Regions from separate parts of the Homo sapiens genome. Here region 1 is linked to region 2. A link is a contact called in ENCODE Hi-C or POLR2A ChIA-PET data. All regions are on one chromosome and are shown on one strand. Each heading gives the region's core, a stretch centred on a gene start or an enhancer-like site at or near the end of the contact. The rest is flanking DNA. Distances are from core to core; before and after follow the strand shown. Region 1 overlaps DENND1A (DENN domain containing 1A). Region 2 overlaps DENND1A (DENN domain containing 1A).

Evidence for each region. Hi-C counts contacts between places; a loop is a spot of excess contacts on that map. ChIA-PET counts read pairs that join two places held with the same protein, here RNA polymerase II (POLR2A). Pooled maps may share reads with other maps.
Region 1: a map of Caco-2 shows a loop between it and region 2 (6-fold over the local background). The contact joins two enhancer-like sites. A Hi-C loop is called at or near these places in 5 of 168 maps with a recorded cell type or tissue (B cell, Caco-2, GM12878 and 2 more), 11 of 37 single-sample maps with no recorded cell type and 10 of 50 pooled maps. POLR2A ChIA-PET finds 5 or more read pairs at or near these places in 6 of 52 experiments (B cell, HCT116, HEK293T and 3 more).

What each region holds. Positions count from the first base shown.
Region 1 is chr9:123,640,630-123,645,754 of GRCh38, forward strand. All of the region lies in intron 9 of DENND1A (DENN domain containing 1A), which reads right to left. Among named protein-coding and RNA genes, the nearest start is that of MIR7150, 160 kb to the left of the region's middle. Within about 2 kb of position 2,107, at least 6 of the 41 ENCODE cell types and tissues checked have a DNase peak (open chromatin) inside an H3K27ac peak, as active enhancers do.
Region 2 is chr9:123,676,996-123,681,434 of GRCh38, forward strand. All of the region lies in intron 5 of DENND1A (DENN domain containing 1A), which reads right to left. Among named protein-coding and RNA genes, the nearest start is that of MIR7150, 190 kb to the left of the region's middle. RefSeq lists an enhancer at 2,526-2,605. Within about 2 kb of position 2,601, at least 4 of the 41 ENCODE cell types and tissues checked have a DNase peak (open chromatin) inside an H3K27ac peak, as active enhancers do.

The DNA of each region.
Region 1 (5,125 bases), core at 857-3,356, 37 kb before region 2:
TTATGGCCTGCAAGGATGAGATTCAGCCTCAGGTAACATTTACAGAGTGAATAGTGCGCCCAGTGCTGGGCTCTGTGCTTTCATATCTGGATGGTCACCGGATCTTTTTAACCACCTTGAGGTAGGTGTGAATACTATCCCCATTTTCACAGAAGAGGACAGAGGGACTCCAAGAGGTCAAGTAACTTGCCCAAGGCCATATGGCTAGAAAGTGGCACATGGTGGATTAAGTACAAGGCGGAGGCAGAAGTGGAACAAAGCCATCCTGACTTGCAGTCTGATACTCTCTCCTCCACTCCTGCTGTCTTTTTTCTTGGGAAAAGATACCTCCAGCAGGGCTGTCTGACACATCTAGCTGGTAGACTCTGAAGCTATCAAGGTAGCAGAAAAGAACAAATGTGAATGTGCTCCGTGTCTGCACTTACCGATGATTTCATGGTCTAACCTCATATCACACTACCTTGGTTCACCAAAGTGACCACACTTTCAGTCTGCAGAAACAACACAGGAAATTATGAGTCCTTGCTCCCAGTGTCATAAGCACCTAGTAGGCGCTCAAAATTTCTTTTATGACAGCCATGTCTGCCAAAGTGGGTGCAGGGCTTTTTAAGTAGATTAAGATGTCAATGACTTAAATATTATCCTTTAAAATTCTGATTCTTTAAAATTCTGATTCATAAGAGTCATATGAGAAGCTATCAGTCCTGCAATCTAAGGAAGACACAATTTATTTCATGACTTGACCGCATTACTAAAATAATAAAATTTTCTGCCATGGCAGAAATCGGATGAATTTAATGAAATGGCAAAAAAAAAAAAAAAAAAAGAAACATCACCTGTTTACACACATGCACCCCAAATTACACCGGTGGACTGCACTGGTATTCCGTAAAATTACTGAGAGCCTGAACAGATTATACTCAGCTATGGTCCTTTTCTAGACTAGCCAAGGCCCCAGTCAAAGCTCTCCCAAAGAGAATATGGAAACAAAGAGCTTTTTAAGTGCCAGTCGGTACGCATAAACATCTTCTAAATGAACTTGATCAGTCTCTATTATGTCGTCTCAACATGAAAATGAGTCTAACGATGCAAAATAACAGCCACCAAAGAATAAATATTGTTTTTGTCTTAGAGAACTGTCTATTCACTGGTTCCAAATCAGGCTGTGTATCAATCATCCGGGGAACCTCAAAAAATACACATTCCATGGTTCCATACTAGACTTTGTGAACCAGAATGTCTGGAGATGGTGCCCAAGAACCTGCATTTTAACAAGTTTTCTGGGTGGTTCTAACATAATGCTAATCCATGGATCAGAACTGGGGAATCACTGACAATCTGAATCCTGTGCCTCATCCAAAGTGCTTGATGTTTGTTGAAGCAATGGGAGAAGAGGCAGGAGAGGAAGGTAAGAGCTAGCAGAGAGACCATGGCTGGTTGAAGTCACATCAAAGTGTCACAAATGAACCTGTTGATACTCTGTATTACAGAGTCTCTATGGTATCTCAAGGTTCTTCATTCCAATTAGAGTTTAACATGAATAAGAGAAAACCAATTCACACATAATTAAATGAAGAATATAGTTCAACAAGCAATTAATTATCTATACATTTTAAAGCCAGAGAATGCCCGTATAAGTAAAACCCACCAATCTTCTCTCCTACTTTCTGTCCATGGAAGTTCCTTTATTTTTTAACAGTTTTAAATATTCTCTGGACCACAATAAAATTGTATATAACGGAGATTAGAGAGGCTGTGCTGCTTGGAAGTTTGGCTGCAAAGCCTCTATTCCATGCCACTTCATTATAATTTCTTAAGGATTTCCCTCTTCACCAAAAGGATTAGTTTTCTTCTCACTTCTTTGAATACTCTTCTCAGGTTGTTAGTGTGAACTAGGTTACTCTCTCTCCTTTTTAACATATAAAAGATAAACACAATGTTCGATTTATTTTATTTTTTAAATAGAACACTAAATTTAGTCTTAGAATTCTCTGTTTGGTAAGTTTCCAGTTACAAGGTCTTGGCTTCCCTTGAGCACAGTTTGAAACAAAATAATGCAGTTTGTTCCTACGGCTGGAACATGCAGAGTGGAGTGTGCAGGCAAAGAGGCCTTGGCTCTGCTCCAGGATTTCAAAGCTCCTTCAACTGCCACTCTCATCTCTGCTTCAAGGGCGGCAGATAAGCAAACAGGATTAGTGTTTTCTAGTCCAGAAGAGCTAGGAAAGCTTTGCACACATCATTCAGGTGCTCAGCTCATCACACAGGCTGGCGTCAACATGACAAGGTGGCGTTCGTCAGGAAAGTAGCAAAAACGAAGCCAAATCTGAAAAGCTGCCCAGTCCACAAACTGGCCCTTTCTTAGGGCTCAAGACCAGATGGTACTCAGACAATGGATGCTGTCGGTGGGAGTGGTGGAACAGGACTGGGGCAAGGCTGGAAAAGTCTCCATGTTCCACTCGAATACTGAAACATCTCCTAAGGACCAGACTGTGTGCTGGTGGGGAGATGGAAGTATCACCCACCACTCCTCAGGCCACAGGGTACCCGGTCCTGCCCAGCTCCCACATGCCTGGGGACTAATTTTTGTTGACGCAGTTAGGAAGAAACTGACAGAGAGAGGGTGCCAGTTTATTTTTTTTGTCTTCCTTCAATGAGATACCATCAGAAAAGTAATAATGGTTTTCGGTTATGGGTGTAGAGGCTAATTAGGTCGTGGTCTTGCCACCATACAATATTTCCTTCTGAAAAGCATCCGCTGGGTAAAACAAATAGATGTTTCTCAGGAAAGTAAATATGCCTTTGTCATTATTTAACTGGATATTCTTAGTTGTCCAAATTTCTTTCAGTATCCCTAAATTATAAAGGGGGTGATTAGGACCAAGATACACTGCTCGAAGGAACTGCAACATATGAACCCTGGAAGGTTCTTTATTCTTTATTATATAGGACAAAGATACATAGCTGCAATATATGAACCCTGAAACCACAGTGAGTTACAGAAGATACGCCCCAGGGCTCCACCAAGGCCGCACTCATGGTAGGAATAGGGTGCAGGAGCTGCTGGGAGACAGCCAAGTCTAAGAAGGCATGGGCAGACGGAATGGAATCTGAAGTGTTTAAGGAAATGGAGCTGTGGCTAACAGACTGGGTGTGTCAATGGGAATTCACAGATCTGCCTCCTGTTTCCTGGTGCCTAGAGTAGTGTCAGGCGCACAGACAGGGCTTGCCGAATCTGAAGTAAAAAGCTTAGGTGTGCGTTCAAAGGTGACGACGACCAGGCAGAGGTTCTTTATATTATTTTAGATCCATGGCCAACAGGGTCATGCTAAGAATATTTCTCTAAGTACAAGTGTCACAGGGAATTCATGACAATGAAGAGTTACCAAGAAGGAAGTATGAGGCAGCAAGGATGCTGGCCTGGTTTTAATTCCATCTCTGCTGCTCATCTTAGACAAGGCACATCAACTTTCGGGGGTGCTAACATTCCCATCTGCAAAGGGAGAAGAAAACCCACAAGCTCCTAGGGTTGCTGCAAGAACGAATGAAAAAAATGATCACATACATGATTAGCATAGTGCCTGTCATATAGGAAATGGATGGCTCAAAAGGTTAACTTAAAAGAACTTTAAAAGGGTGGGGGAGAACGGCGGGGCTCCCATATAAAGTACTGAGGACGAATCTACTTAAGGATATTCTTACACATTTATTCTGTGAATGCTCTTTAGTGGTCTTGGAGCTTTACAAGCTACAAAAAAAAAAAAAAAAAAAAAAAACCTCTAAGTACTATACAATCAGGTCTTATTTTTCACCCAAACCAACAGCACCTAGCTCCACTAGTTACCTTATCCACCAGATTTGGCTCAGGGTATCTTTTTGGCTCTTTACAAGAATTTTCAAATTCCTTTAGTGGGGTGGCTATTCCTAACAACATGCCTCTGGCTCCTGTGACAGTTCCCGCACAAGGGACTGGAAAATGGTGTTAAGTAATGGCACCCAATAGACATAACCTGGTTCCCAGGCATGCACTTCGAAGGGGCTACGATTAGTTTGTGTGTAATCCCTTGATGTTTCTCCCTTTCCAGAAGCCAAAGCCTCCTTCCCCTGACACTGCATCATAACGACCTATATTCATGGCCACCTCTCCTATTGACTAGGACATGACCTTGGGCAAGTTATTCCGCCTTTCCAAATGGACTGGCTGTTCTGTAAAATGGGAATAATATCTATCTTCTAGGAATGCTGATGGAATTGTATTATCTCTATTAAGATCTTTGACCTACTTGCTCTCCATAGAGTTCCAAAAAGCAGTATGAATTAAGCTCAGATATGAAAATATGGAAGAAAAATGGGGCCTTTGTGCTACAGGGAATCACACTGAAGTATTTACATTAGAGAACAAGATTTAGTTAAGCCTTCCCTATTTATCATTTATAAAGGAAAACAATCAATATACATTAACTGAGCAAAGAGAACAAAAACTTACATTTTTCTTATACAGAATATCACAATGTTATTGACCGAGAAACCCCGAAATGCATATTACCTGCCTCTGAACTAAATATTGTTGAGTTTGTCTCTATTGACACAGCCATTTTTATAGAAGACAGCACTCGAGTGCTAGACAGCTTTTATCTTTCATGTGCTTGGTGGCTCTGAGGAGCATTAAGCCTCCATCTTATCAAACACAATTGAGAAGAATGTGGTTTGTCAAGTATTGCAGGCCACATCAGGATCTGTCAAGAGAGGTTCCTCAAAAAATCTCAGGCTGAGATGGCCTTTGCATATCCCCCTCCGCACCAGCCCCCATCTAAAAGATAATAAAAAGCCACTCTTAAGGAAATAAAAGGCAACAATTGGGAAACTTTCAAATTCTGAATTTGAAGAGGTCCAAAGGTGTGAATACAACAGAAGTCTGCTCAGCTACGTCATCCCCAAACTCCGCAGAACCTCTCAGGATGCTGCCAACTGCACGTGACATACAAGGAGAACCCCACCTCCTCCAGAGAAGCTTCTACCAGCAATCCATGAAACTTCGAACCCAGTTAAGAATCAACTCTTTGTTAAGAAAAGCCTTTTAAAAGTCATAGTAATACATATTCATAGATTTCAAAACAAAACAAAAAGT
Region 2 (4,439 bases), core at 1,351-3,850:
CCATTATAAATTATTCCCATGCCTCAGAGCTAGAACAGTTCACAGAGAAGAAATTCAAAGCCGACTCCACAATCAGGCACCATCTCTGAGAAGTCCCCTGGCCTCTCCCAGCACACCCACCCTTTCCAGGAAAGCTTCTATTCAGTTTCTCATGATGGGACAGACACAGACACAGACACACACACTGACACACACACAGCATTCCCACTGCAGGCATCTGCAAAGGGTCCCAATGCCCCCATGAGCCCAAAGCCATCCATGTTGCTGCAACAGACATTCTACCCATCACACACCATCTCTCTATCTACTTCAAGATGAGTTCCACTTCCCCATCCCCACTGCCCTCCACCAGGTCCTGGCCATTGCTCCCCTTCACTCAGAGCAGACTGGCTGCTGACCTCAGTCCTGTGGTCCACTCTGTGTGGCTTGTTTTTTGTTTGTTTGTTTGTTTGTTTTGAGATGGAGTCTCACTCTGTCACCCAGGCCGGAGTGCAGTGGCATGATCTCGGCTCACTGCAACCCCTGCCTCCCTGGTTCAAGTGATTCTCCTGCCTCAGCCTTCTGAGTAGCTGGGACTACAGGTGTGCGCCACCATGCCTGGCTAATTTTTGTATTTTTAATAGAGACGGGGTTTCACCATACTGGCCAGGCTGGTCTCGAACTCCTGAACTCAGGTTATCTGCCTGCCTCGGCCTCCCAAACTGCTGGGATTATAGGCGTGAGCCACCTGGCCACGGCTCTTAGAATGGTTTTTCTAAAATGCAAATCTCCATCGCACATTGTACTTAATTGCTGCAATGATGTCCGTCACTCCAGGATCCAGTCCACATTTGTTAGGATGGACTTCTGGGGCTCTTCACTGCCAGGCCCTTGCCCACTTTTCTGGTTGTCCTCTGTCTACTTCCTCATAGATATGCTCCCCTCACTCCTCTCACTCCGGAACGTCCTGGTATCTTTGAGCCTGCCTGGGCTTACATACACTGGGCCCTTTTCTCCCAGACCTCTGTGGGTCTAGTCTAGCTGATTTCTACTCATCCTCCTAACTGTCCCTCACCCCCTCCCCATCCCCACTTCATGTGCCCTAATTCTCTCTTTTCTGTGCTGCCCTGGTCATGAGAATGCTGCTCTCAGAACATTCCCCACATGATGCAGTCCTCAATGGCATGTCTGTTTTCTCAACAGACCACATGCAAACAGAGAGGAAGGGGCCTATCTTTCTTCACTTTGTCTTTCCGGTGCCAAGAATGGCACCTGGCACACCGTCAGTGCTCAGCGTTTACTGAGCAAATAAAGCCAGACAAAGACTGACGGCAAGGGTGCACGCATCCTATGGAATTGTTGAAAAGTATCCACACCCCCAAGCAGTTTTGCCACTTACTTTCAACGGCTTTGTTCTCTAGAAGGAAATTTTCCAAAGCTACATCTAACAGCAAGCGAGAAGAAGGTTGTACCAAGCGCTTGCCGGCCTGGTCATGTCTGCCCTGCTGTGCTAACAGAGTCCAATACCGACAGATATGGACACGAGGTAGCGCACAGATGTGATATCCTGCCAGGGAGAGGGGAATCAGCACCCTGTACAGATTACCGGCTGCGCCACTGAGGGTAATAAATGAAGTGAGAGGCAACAAAGAGAACAGATAAAGTGCACAGTCCTCTGTCATTAACGTCTGTCTAAAGCCAGCACATGCTACTGTAAAATTTAAGTAGCTTATCAAAATATACTGATAAGCAACTTAACTTTTCACTTCTATGACAGTATTATCACTTATGTTAATATGTTTCAATCAGCCCTGGCAGCTGCATATTGACTATTACATAGCAAATGACTGCTGCCACTTTGCACAGCATTTACTTTGGCAGAGTAATGTAAACATTCAAGAGGGATTAGGGAGCAGATAAGTTTCTCCTTTCCTATTCTGTTAAATAAACCTCGGCCGAGTTAAAAGCCATTATAGTATGAACGAGAAATCCCCTCAGAAGAAAACTCTTGCACAGATTAGACGACTCAGTAAACAAATTTGACCAAGGATTACAAATTTTTTTTTTCCTGAAAGCAAAATACCACTAGTTAAATCCAGCCACTGAAAGTCAGGAGGCAGGGGGGAAAAGGCAAGAAGGGGAAGTAGAATCTTGCAAGAAAACTGTGACTTCAAGTAAACAAGAGAAAAACTGAATCATTTTAGAAATATTTGGTGAAGTGATATGGGGCAGGCTGGGTGCTCTGACAGTTTAGGACTACAGAATCCATCGAAGTAGTTTTGGATGAGTAGGTTCAACTGACCAATGTGGCTTGGGCACAGAAGCTCCAGCCTCCAAGTTGTCACCTGCTGTGAGGATGAAGGAGGTGACGTGGGAAGGAGCTCCTAGCCTACTATAGATGGCACCCTGGTTCTCACACTCAGCCTCAGCCTCAGCCTCAGCCTCACCAAGTCAATTCTTTTTGGCTATGCTAAGCAGAACCACTGGCCACAAGAAGTTTTGCAGTTACCCTGGAAATCAGCCATTTCTTTCTCCCTTTGGCCTGACCGGACACAACTGTTCCCCACATGTTGTCCCCTGTACACTCACAGATGAATATCTAGTGATGGCAGTGTTAAGGTTTTGAAACCGAAACCCAGCTGTCTTCTTCTTCAAAGGGCCCCTGTTTTCCCCTGTTGGGAGGCCAGGGTTCACAGCGGAGCTCTATCCAGCGGCGTTTCCTGTCCTGCTTCATTAGAGCCGCCACAACAGCTTGCGCGGCCTGCTAGGCTGCAGGTGAGGCTGCAGGGACCCTGCACTCCAGTCTGCGTGTGTCTGTCATCATTGAATAAACAATCCTTCCCAGTCCAAAGACAGAAACAAACACTCTAGTACACTGCACCACCTTGGACATCTAACGGGGTGCGACCATCCGTGGTCCGCCTCTGCCTGCTGCCTTTGTGTGACGGCTTGAGTCCCCACTGCGGAGTACCACAGTTGGGACTATGGTGGGCTCTGTCCAAGGCTGTGGCACAAAGGGTCCTCCTGCACTCAAGAAAGCTATGGTCCTCATCAGAAAGAGACACACCCACAACAGAGTAACAGTTTGGGTGGAAGGAGCTGGAAGTCCTTCCCAAGTGCTTTATTTAGTTTAGGCTTTCGGACTGATGTAGAAGATGATCATGGAGCATCATCATGACCCAATCAGAAGACAGAGAAAAGCGAAAAGGAACAGCCTGCTCCCCAGGCACCTGCCTGGATCCAGGCTTCTCTCCCTTCTCACCCACTGTGGCTCAGGTAACTCTGTCCCAGGCTCTACCCTCACTCCCAGGCCTGAGAGTCAAATGGAGAGGCTTGTGTTTCATATGAGGTAATAAGTTTTAAACTTGAGAAGTTTCCTCCACCCACTGCCTTCCCGATCCGGGGTCCCACCGGCCCTTGTAAGGAGGGCAAGGGCAGGTTCTAAAGACAGCACTTATGGCAGCAACAGCCCATAGTCAAAATCACCCTGAAAAAGCCCTTAAATTACCTCCAAATATGGCGGACATGGTCTGTGTAAACACAAAGTAGTTAACCTGAGTTGTGGGGTCAGGCTGAATGACAGCATCCTGCATCTAAATCTGTCGACCGGGTGAGCTGCTGGCTCTTGAGCTGAACTGAGAGCAGAGGACTGCCTTTTCTAATCTCACTCCACTTGGGATGATAATCACTCCAACTGGTGAGTTTGTGTACACGTGGATGACTGGCCTTGTGTAAGTTCAGCGTGAATATAAAGGGATTCCACTTCTTTAAGTATTAAAACAGAAAACCATTAAAAAATTTTAAGAGCTCTCCGACACCTCTTTCTACTAGTTCAGTTCAAAGCTATGAGATGGGACCAGGCAAGGTAGGTATGGAAGAGAGCAGGGGACAGGGATGGTGGGAGAGGCTGACCAAGTCGAGGAAGGCAGCAACCACCTGGGAGAATGCTGGTCCACAGCAGGACATCAGACTCAGGTGAGGGGAGGAAGCTGTCCTCCCGAAGGGGCAACCTGGTGTTAGAGTCCAAGTGGGAGGAGAAGGGTGTCCCACTGAGGGGTCATTGGGCATAGTGTGCTGGGGCCCAAGCAGAGTGAGGGGCCTAGTAAGGGAAAGTCAGCGTCTGAGCAGGATGAGGAGGGAGTCTCATGGGGGAGGCCTGACTTGGAGTTTCATGACTCAAGGGGGCAAGGAGGGGTTAGACCTGGCATGGGATAAAGACAGCATCTATGTGGAGTGGAGGGCCTGACCAGCAATGGTATTAGAACCCAGAAGAGTACAAAGAACATCTGGAAGGCAGTTCAATGTGGGATGTCAGAGCCTGAGGGGTGGGAGGGCTTCCACCAAAGTGGGGGTCGGGGGAGGGGAGGGAGGCGAGGCAGAGTCCATGTGGTTGAGAATGCTGTCCGTGATAGGAAGGGGCAGCAGCAGCTCTGCCTAAGGTGCCACAGTTCAAACAGTAG